Regions from separate parts of the Mus musculus genome. Here region 1 is linked to region 2. Evidence: chromatin loops called from intact Hi-C (ENCODE). Cell type or tissue: heart. All regions are shown on one strand.

Region 1 (8,000 bases), 250 kb after region 2:
CTTATCAACCCCTCCTTCACATACATGAGTGGTGGGGGGAGAAATTTAAATCCACAGCCTACATATGAAAGCAAGCACACAGAATTTGTCCTTTGTACATCTGGCTTATTTAGAGCAACATAATGATCTCCAGTTGCACTTGCATTCTTGCAAAGGTCACGATTCCATTTTCTTTTATGACTGAATAAAAGTCTATAATGTAGGTATACCACGGCTCTTTGTCCATTCATTGGTTGGTGCATAGATAGGATGATTCTATTTCTTAGCTGGTGTGATATCCATAGACCCACAAGCAGTAGAGCTGGATAATGTGGCAGTTTCACTTTCAGGTTTTTTTTTTTGTTTTTGTTTTTTGTTTTGTTTTGTTTTTTTGGAAATCTCCATACAGATTTCCACAGTGGCTGTACCAGCCTACTTTCCCAGTAGCAATGGGCAGAGTTTCTCTTTCCCTAGCATAATTCACAGCTTAAGCCATTCCACTTACTCTTTGTACTGACAACGAGGAAATGTTAGTTACAACCTAAAATATGTAACAGCAGGGGAATGGACAAATAATTATGATATATTTACACAATACATCTTATAGGTAACTATTACAATTTTTCCCTAGATTTATTTCTTGTTACCAGCATGGTGGGATGTATTTGAGAAAACTGCAGAACCTGGTGGTGATGATCTCATACCTGCTTTTTAGAAAACGTAATAAAGATAGTTTTTTCCACAGATATTGAAAAGCTGCTGTAGTATTTGGGTAATTGTCTTTGGTTTTGTAGGATGGGGAGAATACTTTAATATTATCTATTTTTTCCTATAATGATCACATATTTTTTTAAACAAAAAAGTTACAATTAAAATTTTTTAAAATTAAAAAAAGGAAGTCCACATTGACCAGAAAGGTCATTTAAACAAATTGAGAATGAAGATTGTTTCTCTTAAAATTATTTAAGTCCATTTAATACTTAGCTTCTTTCAAGTTTTATCCCTAGATTTACATAGGCTAACCAATTTTTTCCCCCTGATTTTTTTTTCCTGTTCTGGCAAAGTCATAACTATTTGAAGATCTTCATTTTATGTCTATTTCTTCTTCATATTTGTTCAGTTTTCCACCCAGATCTTATGACTTTCAAGATTCACATTCCTCTCAGGGTCTGACTTCAGCCTTCGGAGACACAGAACAATTGAAACAGGCATTTATTTAGAAGTTCCTTTGGCTAAAAAGCATTGGCCCTACCTGGGCCAACGAGGCAAGTAACAGCAGATGAGAGTCTGGCAGTTCTGCCTGCACTTCATTGCCTACACTTTGGCTCAAAGCAGAGAGGTACTTATCCTTGCCTCTCCACCTTGAGGGCAAACCTTGCAGAACTGACCCCACCTCTTCCCTGGATAAGGATGTTGCAACCTTAGCAGCAAATGGACTAGCAACTTAACATCTTACTGGCTCACCATGAAAGACCTAAGTGAGATAATGAAGGGTTGTGATGAGTGGTAGCTCCCTCAGCCAGACTCTTTAATTATGCATACCTCTTGCCCTCTACTTAAATGTGAATTCCTGTCAGTACCCCAAAGATGGGCTCAGAGTCACTGAACTTCCTCAAACAGACATACTGAATAAGACTCCTTTCTGTTTTCCACCATTATAGATTCTTTAGTTGGCATACATAAATGAATGGCTGAACATAGCTTGCTAAGGCCACCAGAGCCCAGGCTCTATGCTAAAAACATCGGGGACATTGTTGTACCTTTGGCCTCCTACCATGCCTCTTGGTCCTGTAGAGTTTCTATGGAAGTCTTGTACTCATTTTTGTAAGGAACTAATTCTAGTAGGTACACACAATTAACAGGGGTGTTAAAGTCTTAAAATCCCTTCCCATGCATAATTTATTTAATTTCCGTAATTGGTCTTTTAAGGAAGCGGATAAAACTTTATTAACCTTATTTTACAAAGGACAAAACTAAGCTTTTCCATGTTTGCCTTTGGCAGGACCACACAGTTTGAAAGTGGCTACGAGGGAAGCAAAACCCAGTTCTGAACTCAGTGGTTTCCTTTCTACTCTTTAATACTACTCCCAAGCACAGCTATCAGATATATGATTACTATCATTTAGAATAAAAGCAGGGTTCATTTAACACCCAAAATGGTAACCAGCAAGGAAGAAAAAAAATCAAGATATATAATGTCAAAAGGGCAGCAGTGGGCTGGAGAGATGGCTCAGTGATTCAATGATTTGCCTTTGGAACAAGGTATAGAACTCTCAGCTTCCTCTGCACCATGGCTGCCTGGACACTGCCATGCTCCCGCCTTGATGATAACGTACTGAACCTATGAACCTGTAAGCCAGTCCCAATTAAATGTTGTCCTTATGAGAGTAGCCTTGGTCATGGTGTCCTTTTACAATAATGAAAAACCCAACTAAGACACGAAAAAACAAATTGCACAAAACCTAAGAGGGGCCTTTTGACCCAGGCAGAGAGCAACTCAGAGCTATCCATGGTCCTGAGATTCCCTGGCTGGGTCCACACTGACCACTTGGCTCTCCAGAGACCAATTCAACGTGGCTGTTTGCTGTTCTGCTACTGTTATTACTTAGGTTTTTGAGTCTTGCTGGCCATTCTTTTTTCATGTTGCCTCTATTTCTCTTTTAACAAATGTCAAGAAGCTAGTCTGTTGGTATACACTCTGTATAATTGTTTTCCTGCGTGATTGCCATTCTTGAACTAAAGGGGTAAACTTAGCCTTGGTAAATAATGGATTACTCTATTCATCTTCGACTTTGAAAAAAAATCAACCAATGTTTAGTTGTTATTCTTAGCCTTCTGAGCATTTGTGGTATTTATTCCATGCATTTAACTTCTGCTCCACCAACATTTCCGTTTTCTGTTTTAGCCTTTTTTTTCTTTTCTTGATAACGTTTCCCTCTCGCCTCTTCCTTGTTTCTCATGCTTTATGCAATCTCTCACATCGACTGATGCTCTCCTACTTCTGGATTTTAGGTTCCAGGGGCAAATATGAGTCTTGGCTTTTCTTTGCCTTAATGGATTTAGCTCAGTATTTCTTGAGAGAGGAACCCAGAATCTCCTGTGACCTTTCAATTTCCCAGGTTCATCCCTCACTGTTTCTACTGCATTGCATAGGGTCCGTCTCAACTTGATTTTCCTTCCTAAGAACTTAGAGGCTTATGACTTCCATACAACCCTGGCTGGCTGGCACATGAGGAAGCTTGTACCATCCCAGGACTCTGTCATTCTGCCATCGCTGTGCTTCTTGGTGCTTTATCTCCACTGAACTGTGTGGTCTGTGATCACATGACTCTCTTGCCTCAGCTGTTAAATGTAAGACCCAAGAAGAAAGAAATGCTTGAATTATTGAAACTATAGAGTAGGAGGAGTTAGCACAAATAACTGATTGGACAGGGGAGCTTGAAATAAGCATTGAAAACCATGGAGAACTTCAAGAGGGGGTTTACTGCACATTTGAAGTGTTTCAGACTTGGGGATGAAAGACCAAGGAAAGGACAGGTTTAGAGAGATAACCTGGGGTCACATGAAGTAAGTTCTTTAATGTCTAGCTAATTTGGAGGTGATTGAGACTTAACCTCTTATGTTTGTCTTCACATTGCATGTGGTAACACACAGAGCCTAAGTGGCATTTCATAAATGTGCCACATTCGGGCACGTGAAAGATCTTCACAACACTAGAGGTCAAGGCCAAGGCAGGAAGGCTCAACAAGGCACTGGCGGCAGTTCTGACTTGTGTGTGCACACAAGTGTGTGCACACATGTGTGTGTGCACACACACATGAGTGATGCGTATGGTGTATGTGTGTTGTAGTGTGTGTGTGTGCACATGTGCGTATGTGGTATTGTTGTCACTGCTGTTGTTACTAATGACTGGAGACACCCTTCTTGTGGTTGGAGAGGAAGAGGATACTTGCTGCCTAGGGCCTTCTCTTGGATCCCTGGAGAATGCACTGAGTCTGAAATAAGACATTTATATTCTGCATCATGGAGTCTTTCAAAGTACTAGGATATTGTGATAACAATTAAAAAATCATTCCTCCAAATGCTTTAAGCCACTAGAGAAGGAAATGGGGTTGGGGGTGGTGATAAAGATGATGTTTAACTACAAAGCAAATAACTGATTTTTTTTTTAAGGCATACAGTAGAATGTGACTAAAAATAGCCACCTGTTTCAGGTTGGGTCCCAAATTGGACGAGCTTTTCACATACCAGATTCAAAAGGCATCTGTCACGCGGTAGCCATGGCAACAGCCATCCCTGAGCAAATGTGGAGAGATGTTTTTGGGATATGGCTGGAAAAGGAAGTGGATGTGACAGTCTCTGGGTGAGAGGTGAGCCTCCCTGCTCCTCCCTGGGGTTGAAGTCACAGCTGTCTCTCTTATTCCCCAGCTCTCCAATTTCTAGTCATTTTGTTTTTATTTTCTCTGTAGGTGTAGCTTGTAGAGTCAGTCAGTGCCTTTCATGTGTGCTGGGTGGGGAGAGGAGAGACCTGGGCAGCCCACCAGTACTGCAAAGATAAGCTTGGCTGCTTGAAGACCTTGGAGACTTCAGAGGAGGGAGAGGCTCCAATGAGATGTGTGCCATGCTGGTCTGTTGTCTAGGTTTCGCTTCTCTCTGATTATCATGAGACACATTGAATCTGTTTTTGGTGAGCATGTGTGTGTCGTCCCCACTATCAAGCACCCACACATGTGCATGGACTTCAGCAGATAACTTCTCATGTTATTCCTCAGTAGCCACCCACTTTTTTTTTTTTTTGAGATAGTGTTTCCCACTGGCCTGGGATTTGTCAATTAGGTTAGAATGGCTGACCAGTGAACCTGAGATTCCCTCATCTCTACCTCCCAAGCACTGGGATTACACAGCACTATGCCTGGCTTTTCTTCTTTTATTTATTTTTTTCTTTTTTTAATTGGATAATTTCTGTATTTACATTTCAAACCTTTCCAGGTATCCCCTTCGGAAACCCCCATCCCACCCTCCCTCCCCCACTTCTGTGAGGGTGCTCTTCCACCCACCCACCCACTCCCATCTTCCCACCCTGGCATTCCCCTACACTCGGACATCGAGCAATCTCAGGCCCAAGGACCTCTCCTCCCACTGATGTCCAACAACATGCCTAGCTTTTTGATGTGAGCTCTAGAGATTGAACTTGGGTCCTCATCATTGTGTAGCAAGCACTTTACAAACTAAGGTATCGCCCCAGACCCTTAAAGTGATGATTATTTATCACCTCGTGTTGGCAGTCCTGGGTCTCTTGCCTCTGCCCTTAGTTTCCATACTTGGTATTCCTCGAAAGCCCCTTGAGGTGTGAGGAAGTCCTCTGTTGAATGTCTCTGTGGTATAGTTCTGTGGTTCTTTTCCAGCCTCTCACAGAGTTGTCTGGGAGGTGTAACAGCATGGCCTTCTTTGAGAAATTACAGAAGAGGGGTTCTTAATACCTGCCCCTCCAGCCAACTCTTAGCCTCTGCAACTCTGAGAAACGCTTGGCCATTGCTATTGTCTGTGCTACTCTCCCACCTTGAAGACAGCTGCAAATTACGAAGGCATCAGCATCAATCATAGCGCTCATGGTATGCTGCCCAGTATGTGACAAAATGCACACAACTAAGGATGCTTTAGATGGCCCCAGAACCAGGGACAGGCATGTGAGGATGAAGAGCCAGAGTCTGCTCATCATGTTCTCTAGACAGCTAAATATGGAAGCCATTTGGTCCCTGGGGAGATCCCTAAAATCAGAATAATGGTCAGGTAAGAGGTCAACATAGTTTTTCCCTTTCTCTTCTATTATTTAGAAAGAGAGTCTTGCTGGACTGGTATAGCCCAGGATAGCCTAAAACTCATGATCTTTCTGCCTCAGCCTCCTGAACTGGGCTATTAGGCCAGTGCCAGCATGCCTAGCTATTATTTCTGCTTTCCCATAAGGCAAATCTCCGATAAGGACGAGGTTTCTACACACAGCTGTTCGTCAAAATGCTGCCTGAATAGTAATAGAATTTATAAGAGAATGACATGCTCCACAGCAGGGAAATATAAAAGGGAGAAGTATAATATTTCTTCGTGCTGGGGCAATATAGAACCATTAAAAATGACATATACATAGTTTAGCACATAAACTGGGTTTACTGTCAGATCAATACGGCATGCCTTCTCCCCCTCTTGGAAGCCAGTGTTTCATTTTATCACAGTTGTGTATGGCTTAAAGATGCAGCTAGTGTCACCAGGCTCGTTAGGAAAAATTAAGAGCTTGCCAGCCATACCTCTCTAGAGACAACTGTTTTCAACTCCTTTAGCTTTCTTCTTTCTTTTATTCTTTTTCTAACTATGTAGCACATAGTTGGCATTTTCCTTCATCCATCCAAAATAATAACATTAAAATGTTCTTCTGGAGCTGAGAGGATGCATCTGCCAGTCAAAGACTTGAAGACAAAGACCTTAAAGATCCTCAGAACCATGTGGGAAAAAGTTGAGATTGTAAGTGTAGTGCAGCAGACTTGAAATCTCAGCATCCGGGAGTTGGAGATAGGAGGGTACCTAAGGATCAATGACCCAGCAGTCTAGTCTATACAGTAAGCTCTGGGCCTGTAAGACACTGTTTCCAAAGAAAGATAGACAGTTTATGGGGAACAACTCCTGAGGTTGACCTCTGGCTTCTACATGCATGCTCACATACATGTGCTCACACACACACACTAATGTTTTTAAAGATTTTTACACCTAGAGGTTTGGGATGCTATCTCCCCCACAGAAAATGTTCAAGGAGGCAATGATCTTTGCAAGTATGAAGAACGGGGAAGAGATTCTTGCTGACTGGAAATGAAGCAGGTGGGATTTCAAGGAGACCCACATGAGAGAGGACCAGGGAGAAAACAGCATCTTCCAGGTGTTTTTTTCAGAGAGGAGAATTGAGCCCTCACTCCCCTTTTCTCATACGTCCTTATACTGATCACTCCTTTCTATTATCATAGATAAAAGAGTTGATTCTAAAGTCTGATGAAAATCCTACTTGCTCCCAGGAGATTGGAAAGCCAGTCCCCAAGGGACCTAGGATTGCTTCTTCAAGCTCTCAGACATGGTCATCTCCTTCCCTCTGTTGTTCTGAGCACCACTGTGGTTTCTGCTCCTTGCAGCAGCATCAACAGAGAGAAGCACTGCAGATGGATCCAGGAGTAAACCATTGGGTGGTTTGATAGGCTTCTGCTGCCTAGGGCTTTCGGTAGAATCTGAGCCAAGCCTGAGGAGACACCAAGGTCTGAGGTACCGGTGGCCAGCTCTGAGCCAGGCGTGGCCTGCAGCAAGCCTCAGGTAGCTGTATCCCAGTTGTATTCACTATTTTTTTTCCACCATAACAAGATTCCTTGACAGAATAACTTAGGAGGCAAAGTACTTATTTTAATTCAAGGTTTGGGGGCAGGGGACACAGTCTATTATGACCGCCGAGGAAGATAATTTCAAAATGGTTATAGCATAGGTTGGTTATCTCATCACAAAATTTATTGCACGATAAGCAGAGAGCTAGATGCAATGAAAGCATGTGGTTATGGCTATTGACGACCCACCATTGGTGGCCTACACCCATCAAGACTACATATCACGGAGGTTCTATAAACTTCTCCAAACAGCATCACCAGATCGGGACCAAGTGATGGAGAGGGAGGCCCATGAGGGACACTGCACATCCAACTGTAATATCCTCTACTGGTGACTCTGCACAGAAGAATCAGATCCCGGCAGGAGAAGCTTGTAGCCAGGTGGATGGCAGAGGCTTGTGGGACGGAGTTGGTTGGGAATGGAGTACACAAGAAAGGACAAGGGAGATGAGTCACAACGATAGTCCTTGCACCTGTGTTTTTCAGCCCACAGGTCGCATATCAGGCATCCTGCATATCAGATATTTACATTATTATTCACGACAGTGGCAAAATTGCAGTTGAGAAGTAGCAATGAAACAATTTTATGGTTGGGGGTCACCACAACGTGAA
Region 2 (8,000 bases):
GTGGGGAAAGGAGACACAAGCCAAGAATTTCAAAGTCGGCGGGCACTGAAGATTTTGAGTTGAGAGGCAATGCTTGGCTCTGTGTTTTGTATGTCTCTAGTGAATTATAAGTCTTTGAAGTAAAGATTACCATCCATTCTAACACTGGGAAAATAACACTAAAAGCTAAGAGAAGTAACTTGAGATGAGCATGCAATTAGTAATTGCTGAGCTGGTATTTAAACTGATATATGTGTGGATCTGGAGTGTATTTCCACACCCAGCCAGCAGTACCTCTGCCTATAAAGTATTTGGGGCAGTAACTTTTTAAAAATTCTTGAACAACTGATGAGTGAGTTTTATTTCATCCCTTCCGGTCCTTCCAGCTCAGGCTCTCTCTCTCTATCTCTCTCTCTCTCTCTCTCTATCCCTATCTCTATCTCTATCTCTATCTCTATCTCTATCTCTATCTCTATCTCTATCTCTATCTCTATCTCTATCTCTATCTCTATCTCTCTCTGGAAAGACAGACCATGAGGCAGTTATCCTATGGGGGCAACGGCACTGAAAACAGACTCACTGGGGGACTTTGTGAAGGCTATCCTGGGCCTGCTCCAGACAGTCTTGTGATAGACCTGGAGTGCTGGTGGAAGCCTGGACACCCTCTGAAGTCACTGCTGTTCCCCGGGGGAAGATCATTGTCCCTAGCTTAGAAGTGGCAGTGAAGCATTGCCTAGTGATTGCAGGAGGGGAAGATGTCAGGCACCTCACAGGAAAACCAAAAGTGACGCCTGGTGTCGGCAGAGGAAATCTAATAGTGGCTGAAGTCCTGCTTCATGAGTTGTAGTAATGCCTCTAACAAACGCAAACTGGTTGCTGTTTGTCAGGCTGCTGGACGAGAGAACTGGGCTTTGAGACCCCCCCCCCCCCGGCCTCTGTCTGGCAGCCCCATCTGGCATACTTTAAAGATGGGAGGTTCTTCAGAGTTGAGCATCTCACTTGGGGATGAGGGATGCCAGCTGCTGAACACAGCTGTGGTGCAATGGGAATTATGTTATGGTCTCTGGTTCCTAAGCCCCCTTCCTGGCCTTAAACCACAATTATCAGCTCAGGAAACAGGGCTGTGCCCAAAGCCATGAGCTAAGAGGGTAAAACATAGATGGTTGCTTCAGAGCTACACTCTTTCCACTGGTCTACACAAACACTTATGGGGAAAGTCTAGGCTGGCTGCCCACAGTCCAGTCTACACAGGCTGAGCCATTGTGGACTGGAATGGCTGGACAACATACAGGGAGGCGGAGCTTGACCAGAATAAGCCAGAAATGCCCTAAAGGAGCAAGAACGGATGTTTACCTTATACCCTGAGTCTTTGGGGTACCTAGAGATGAGGGAGAAATAGCCTAGGAGAAGGTCTGGATACACCTTCCTGTGGTGCAGATATCTGATTTCATGGTAATCGACGCATGTTAATGTTCTGATGTCTGATATCTGAGTCAGTCACTATAGGAATGTCTCCAGCCCCAACCTATCTGGTCACTCCATTCAGCAGGCAACTCACACTCTCTGTGAGAAAGCCCATGAGTGTGAGTTAACAGGAAACCACTTACTACAAAAGAAAGCCAATGTAGGTTTATCTGCAAACCCCACAGGTGGAAGCTCCACTCAGCAGCTGGCCCGTACCCGTCATGGTGGACCCTCCTCAAGAAGCCACAAGGCTGGGTATAAAATCCTGAAGATCCAGGCTAGAATCCCAGCCACCTCCTCCCGTGTGACCTTCATCTTAACTTCTGGTCCCCAGCTGTTCGCCTCTGTAAGTAGATGCTAAAAGATACAATCTCTTGTGTCGTGACTTTAATGCCCAGGGTAACCTGCAACAGAATCTGTGGACTTTGGGGGATAATGAGGTGCCAATGTTGGCGCATCTGTTGCATCAAAAGGGCCATCCTGGTAGGAGATATTGAAGTTCAGGCAGGCTGGGAGCAGGTAAAAACAAAAGGAAGTCTACACTCTCTGCTTAATTTTGTTGTGACCCTAAAACCTCCTAGGGAAAAGGTAGTCTTTTAAAGTGTACATCTAGTGGACATCTTAAGGTTAATATGAGAACGACATAAGATGATGTTGTCAAAAGGCCTCATCTGATCTTGGTGACACTGTGGGACCCACAGTAGCGGAATGATGGGTTATCGTCCTCTCATGAGCACAAATGCTTCCACAGCAAGGGGAGATGGCCAGCTCCGTCATATCACCTCCCACAGGAAGCCTCTGGGGTGGGAATGGGTATAAGAACCAAGGAGCAGAGACGGTGACTGCCTGAAAGAGGCCTTCCCTTCATCCCTGGATCCCTGCGTCCCTGTTACAGTTCCTTCTGGGTACTGCTCAGCAAAGCATCAAGAGAAAGGGCTGGTGTCTGGAGACTTAAATATCAGTTCTGACTTCATGTTTAAATATATGTATGGGCTTTGTCATCATCTCTGTTGCCTCAGTATACTGAGAATCCCTGGAAAGGATTTCTTCATTCTGTCAATACATTTCCAGGGCCCCAAGTATGAGCCAGGCGACATCTAAGACTTATTTCTCTTGCAACAACCTACATATGGTTTTTAAAAATGACATGGCAGTGCACTGGAAGAAAAGAAAATAGAAAAGGCACGCTGCGCAGAGCTGCAAGCATAGACACCTCCATCATCTCCTGCCCACCCTGGAGCTGGTGTGCTCTTCCCTCCCTTGCCTCTCGAACCTGCACTGTTGTGGGAGCTATGAATGTGAGTCTTTTGGACCACATTTGGATTGCATGGAGGACTGCAGGGCTATGGTCTTGCCCTCAGTGTCTGTTCACCGCTGATCCATCTCCAGTCTCTGCAAAGAGGTCAACATGAAGCCAGGGCAGGCGTGGATGCTTCCTGGACAACAAATCTTAGTTTTGCTCATGTCTTCCTCTCTGGCCTCACCTGTCTTTCCTGGGAGATGCCCTTAGCCCAGATCCTGTAGAGCAGAGGTTCTCAGCCTTCCTAGAGCTGAGACCCTTTAATACAGTTAGGTCGTGGTGACCACCAGTCATAACATTATTTTTGATGCCAATTCACAATTGTAATTTTGCTACTATGAAGCATGATGTAAATATCATGTTTTCCCTGGTCTTAGGTGACCAACCCTGTGAAAGGGTCACTCACAGGGGTAGTGACCCACTGGTTGGGAATCACTGTTGTAGAGGGATCCAGAGATTCTTCAGGGGAGCCATAACATAGAGGGACAAGTGTTGGCTTTTTGGTTTAGCTATGTTATTGGCTTCTTATGCCTGGAACCCCTATTCCACCCTAATCCCTTCCAACCCCCAACACTAGGACGGAGAGAACGAAGGTTAGAAAGGAAAGGGGACATAGAGCTCTTTAGACTACCTCCTGCTGATTAGGGGCATCAGGTTCCTAGAGACAAATCCAATCTTCATCGGCAGAATATCCAGGAAGCCAGCAATCCAGCAAATGCAACAGGAGGAATGAGCAGCAGCTGGGGTGGGGGGCGGGGGGGGCGGGGGTGCGGGGGGGGGGGAGCAACGGGACCAGCGTGGGGGGGGGGTGAGGAGCAGCGGGACCTGCGGGGGGTGGGGCACAGCAGCAGCGGGACCAGCGCGGGGCGGGGGGTGGGGGGGAGCCAGAAAGGGAGCAACAGCCGGACCAGGGGGTGGCAGCGGGACCAGCAGGGGGAAGGGGCAGCGGGACCATCAGGGGAGGGGGAGGCAGCAGCAGCCGGACCATCAAGGGGCAAAGGGGGCAGAAGCTGCCTCAGGCCCTGTTAGTGCCCTCCCGTTATACCCACTCCAGAATCCCCATAATTAAACTCTCTGCAGCTAACACACACACACACACACACAGCATGAGACAATCCTAATTAACTGCTGTGGACAAACTGAAGCAGCCCCACATCCCACACCTGAGATTAAAACAAAAACATATCCCCACAACATAACTGTCATTTAAAACAACCCAAACTTCTCACTACAGCTAAGCGGTGAACTTTGGTTCGAAGCGTAGCTCTAGCTCTGTCTTTTATTGGCCGTGTGGTCCTAGGAAGGCATTGAACAATCCTGGATTTTGTCGTGCTTAATCTCAGGAGAGGAGGAGGTAACTCTCCATCTGGCTGGGTCATAAAGACCAAGTGACAGAGGTGATGTGGCTTTATCTAGTGAGGTTCTGAATCTAATCATTAGGTGGGGTGAATCATGGCAAGTTTCAGGTCTGTGCCTAGATAATTATGCTACACCTAGGAGTGTGATCAATATCTTTAATTTTCTTCATCTTCGGTTATTTATATTTCCTTCTCCATGACCTCCAGATGGCAGCATGGGCCACGGAAACAGAGCATCTCTTGTCAGGCTGTTGCTTCCCAGGATGCAGATGCTGATGGAGCCAGAGCAACAGTAACCACAAGGCCGCTGGCTGGGTTCTTACTGTGCTGGGGGTATAGGAAGCACTTCTCACAAACAGAAGTTCAAGTGCTTTGGCTTTATGAAGAATGAAAAGGGTCACTGATGGAAGGAGCTGCTGACCGGGAGAACCAGAAACCAAGCAAGTCCAGTCTTCAAGGATGCCTGCCAGGCTACTTTTCCCCCACCATGCTGGTCTTCTCTGTGAATGTAGTATCCTCCTTCACCAATGAGGAGAATAAGACAGAAGGACAGAATGGAACAGCTTAGAGACCAGGCTCCTGGAAATGTCCCATCATTCAAGACACTCACCTGTGAGATGCTTGGTGCAGGAACCATAGGAAAGCTGAACCCCTGAATCCCCAAGAGAATCTCTTCCATTCTCAAAGCAATCTTTGCCAAAAGCCAAAGTGGATTGTGGGAAATTCCCTCCAACCCTCTGCTGACCATCCTCTTTTACTGAACCCTTTAGCCACAGCATTTGAAACTCAACCTCTAATCCCTTCATCCTAAATATTCCTGGGCAATCTCTGAGCCAGCCACGTGTACAAACATGTGCCTTATTGGAGGAAGTGTGCTACTGAACGTAGACTTTGAGGTTTCAAGCCAGGACCAGTGTCTCTTCTTGCGGCCTTGGGATCTGGCTTTAGAAGTCTCGGGTACTTTTCTAGCACCATGTCTGCCTGCAGGCCACCATGCTTCTTGCCACAATGAAAATGGACAAACCCTCTGAAACTGTAAGCAAGTCCCAATTCAGTGTTTCCTAGATAAGAGTTGCTTTGGACATGGTGTCTCTTCACAGCAACACACCACTAAAAACTCTGTGTCTAACCTGAAGCATCCACAACTGTTTGCATCCCTTGAGGACTGCCACCAACCTCTTACCTTTCCACCTTGGGAAGTGTGGAACCTTGAAGGACCAAGCTCCTGAAAAGCTGAAAGACACAGTGGCATGGGCAATTTCTAGGCAGTTTCTGGATGTTCTATGCCCATCACTGATTTGAATATACAGGGGTCCTGTTAGACCAAACCAGCAGTTGCAATATGGTCCTTGAATAGAAGAGATAATCAAAGTGCAGCTACCACTGGGCTTGGAGCACAATGCCTTGGGAGATGTGAGGGGACAGGACTAGAGAGGCAGCCACTGAGCCTGGACCACCTGCATCCCCACCAGCCTCTGCAGCTGGTCTGGGATTTTAAGACAAAGAGAGACAAGGAGCTAGTCAGATGGCTTTGCAAGCTGGGCAGTTGGAGTCTATTTTGTAACCCACAGATTAATGGGGCTCCGACTAGCCCTGCAGAATAAAATTCAATTGGTTCAAGCCCCATGTGGCAGGGAGCTCGACTCTCTCCCACAGATTTATGCTCAGGCCGTGACTTCCTGTCCTGGCAATCTACCTCTGCTCTGGGATCCGATGCTAGTCCCTTATCTCCTCCACTGCCACCTTAGTCACAAACTATTATGTCCTTTATGGAACAAATAAAATAAAAACTCCCACTTCTCAAAGCAGAGTGTCCCCTGCATTCTCTGGAGCCATCCTCTGCCTAACCCACACCACAGAAGTGTGCCCTAGTCGGCCAGCAGAAGCCCCTCACAGGTAAACCCAAACTCAGCTTCCACAATACCCCAAAGATGTACTCTGAGCTGGCCCATCCAGGGGGCTCAGTGTGGACCATGAGGACCTCATACTTCAAATTTCTTAGAAAAGTGCATGAACTTAGTTCCTGAAACCTCACCCATCCCAAGCAGAAATGTTCGTCCCTCTGGTCACTAAGAGACTGACCCCCACAGAGAGAAGGAGCACAACAGGGGACTTTATCCCTGACCCCTGTAAAGTGACTCAAAATGACATTGCTCCAAGCGATAATTTTCTTTTTTTATTAATGTAATAAAAGTGAATCTCTCTCTCTCTCTCTCTCTCTCTCTCTCTCTCTCTCTCTCTCTCTCTCTCTCCCCTACCTTATACTCACATACTCCCTTCTCCAAATATCTCTCTCCCCCTTAATGCCTGTACTTATTAAACTCATATTTTTTCAGAATGTCTTGATAAAGTCCAATTTTGCTAAATAAATAAATGTGACAAGAACATCTTGCTCACACAAAAGCTTCTCACGGCAAACCCAATCTCTTTGCTTGAATCTAGAGAAGGCAGAAAAATGGAGAGAGCCTGACCCTGGGGAGGGTCTTCCCAAAACTCTGCAAAAACATCCCAGGCTCCTCTAACTTCTGAAGAAACGAAAGGTTCCTTTAACCTATGTGAGGACATCTCGTTAACTCTTAGTAAGATGACGCAAATGGAGCCCATTGAGATTCTGTCCCTGATCCATTAGCTCAGTGAAGGAGGACACTCATTCTGACAAAAGTGCACGAGCAGGCAAACTCTCTGCACTGTGGAGAACTGAAATAGGAGCAGCCCCTGCCGAGGCAGCGACTGCAATACAAACACAAGTGTGTGCACGTCCATGAGCAGATATTTACGCCACAGTCAACCTCTGTACATAAGGGAAATGGCTTTCAGAACCTCCTGTAAATCAAGGCCAGTAACCAGCCTAAATGGCAATGGGGAAGGTGTCTACATAAGTGGTATGTTTCTAAATAAATAATATGCTCATATAATGAAATAGTCTGTAGCCAACAAAAGAAATCCCCTTATTTTATTCTTTTAGATTTATTTTAGGTGTATGGGTATCTTTTGTGCCTGCATAATGTGTACACCATGTACAATGCATGCTTGGTACCTATGCACATCAGAAGAGGGCATCAGATTCCCTGAAACTAGAGTTACAGATGTTCTTGAGCCATCATGGAGGTGCTGGCAACTGAACAGGGTCTGAATTGCTGATCCATCTCTCTTGCCCCTAAACTCCGTATTTTATACAAAAAGACGAGCCAGGGAGACGGCTCAATGGTTAAGAGCATGGGCTGCTCTTGTAGAGAATCTGGGTTTGATTCCCAGCTGTCTTTTTTCTGTGAACCACTTTTACAGCTCATGGGAACCAAGAGGAGAGGGTAGACCCATCCTAGCCTCTCTTGGGGTTCAGGTCTGAGAGAGGGGCAGTGTTGAAGTAGCCTCCTCCATCCCTTTGGGAAATGCACCACTGGGGAAAGGTGGCACACTCTAAATCTTTAAGGCATAGTTGATCACCTGCTGCATCTGGAAGACAGGAAGAAGAGTCATCCTTGATCCCTGAGTGAGAATTGAAATCACGTACAGATAGAGAAATGTACATGAAGGAGAGAAATACCTCCATGAAGGGCCAGAACTCTGCTCAAGACAGAAGGCAGAAGCCAGACTGTCTCTCTTCCCAAGCACAAACTCCCATCTAAAGTCCATTGAACAATGAGTAACAGCAATCTATTTTAGGGAGTGGATTTAAACACACATGCATGCACGCACACACACACACACACACACACACACACACACACACACACACACACACACACACATTGTTCTTGACCTGTAAGCCAAAGAAAAGCCCTTAAGATGAGGTAGGAAAAACCTTGTGGCCAATCAGCTGTTGCCCAAGCATGCAGCAATGTGAGAAAAATTAAACCAATGGCACCCTGGGGATAACCATAGCAACAACCAAGTCCAAA

What was found. Hi-C counts contacts between places; a loop is a spot of excess contacts. Peaks named below come from ENCODE experiments on the same cell type or tissue, not always from the same donor. Only the 100,000 strongest peaks of a DNase experiment are listed, where the experiment ranks them.
Region 1: it touches region 2 in a loop (2.4-fold over the local background); 2 of 42 quality-filtered maps call a loop at or near these places.

Annotation. Positions count from the first base shown.
Region 1 is chr17:73,041,672-73,049,671 of GRCm38, reverse strand. No RefSeq gene overlaps it. Among named protein-coding and RNA genes, the nearest start is that of Gm30476, 8.6 kb to the right of the region's middle. In heart, no CTCF peak of the experiment used is centred here; no DNase peak of the experiment used is centred here.
Region 2 is chr17:73,293,425-73,301,424 of GRCm38, reverse strand. No RefSeq gene overlaps it. Among named protein-coding and RNA genes, the nearest start is that of E330032C10Rik, 46 kb to the right of the region's middle. In heart, a CTCF peak has its summit at 4,308 (motif pointing right); no DNase peak of the experiment used is centred here; H3K4me3 peaks cover 311 bases; H3K27ac peaks cover 296 bases.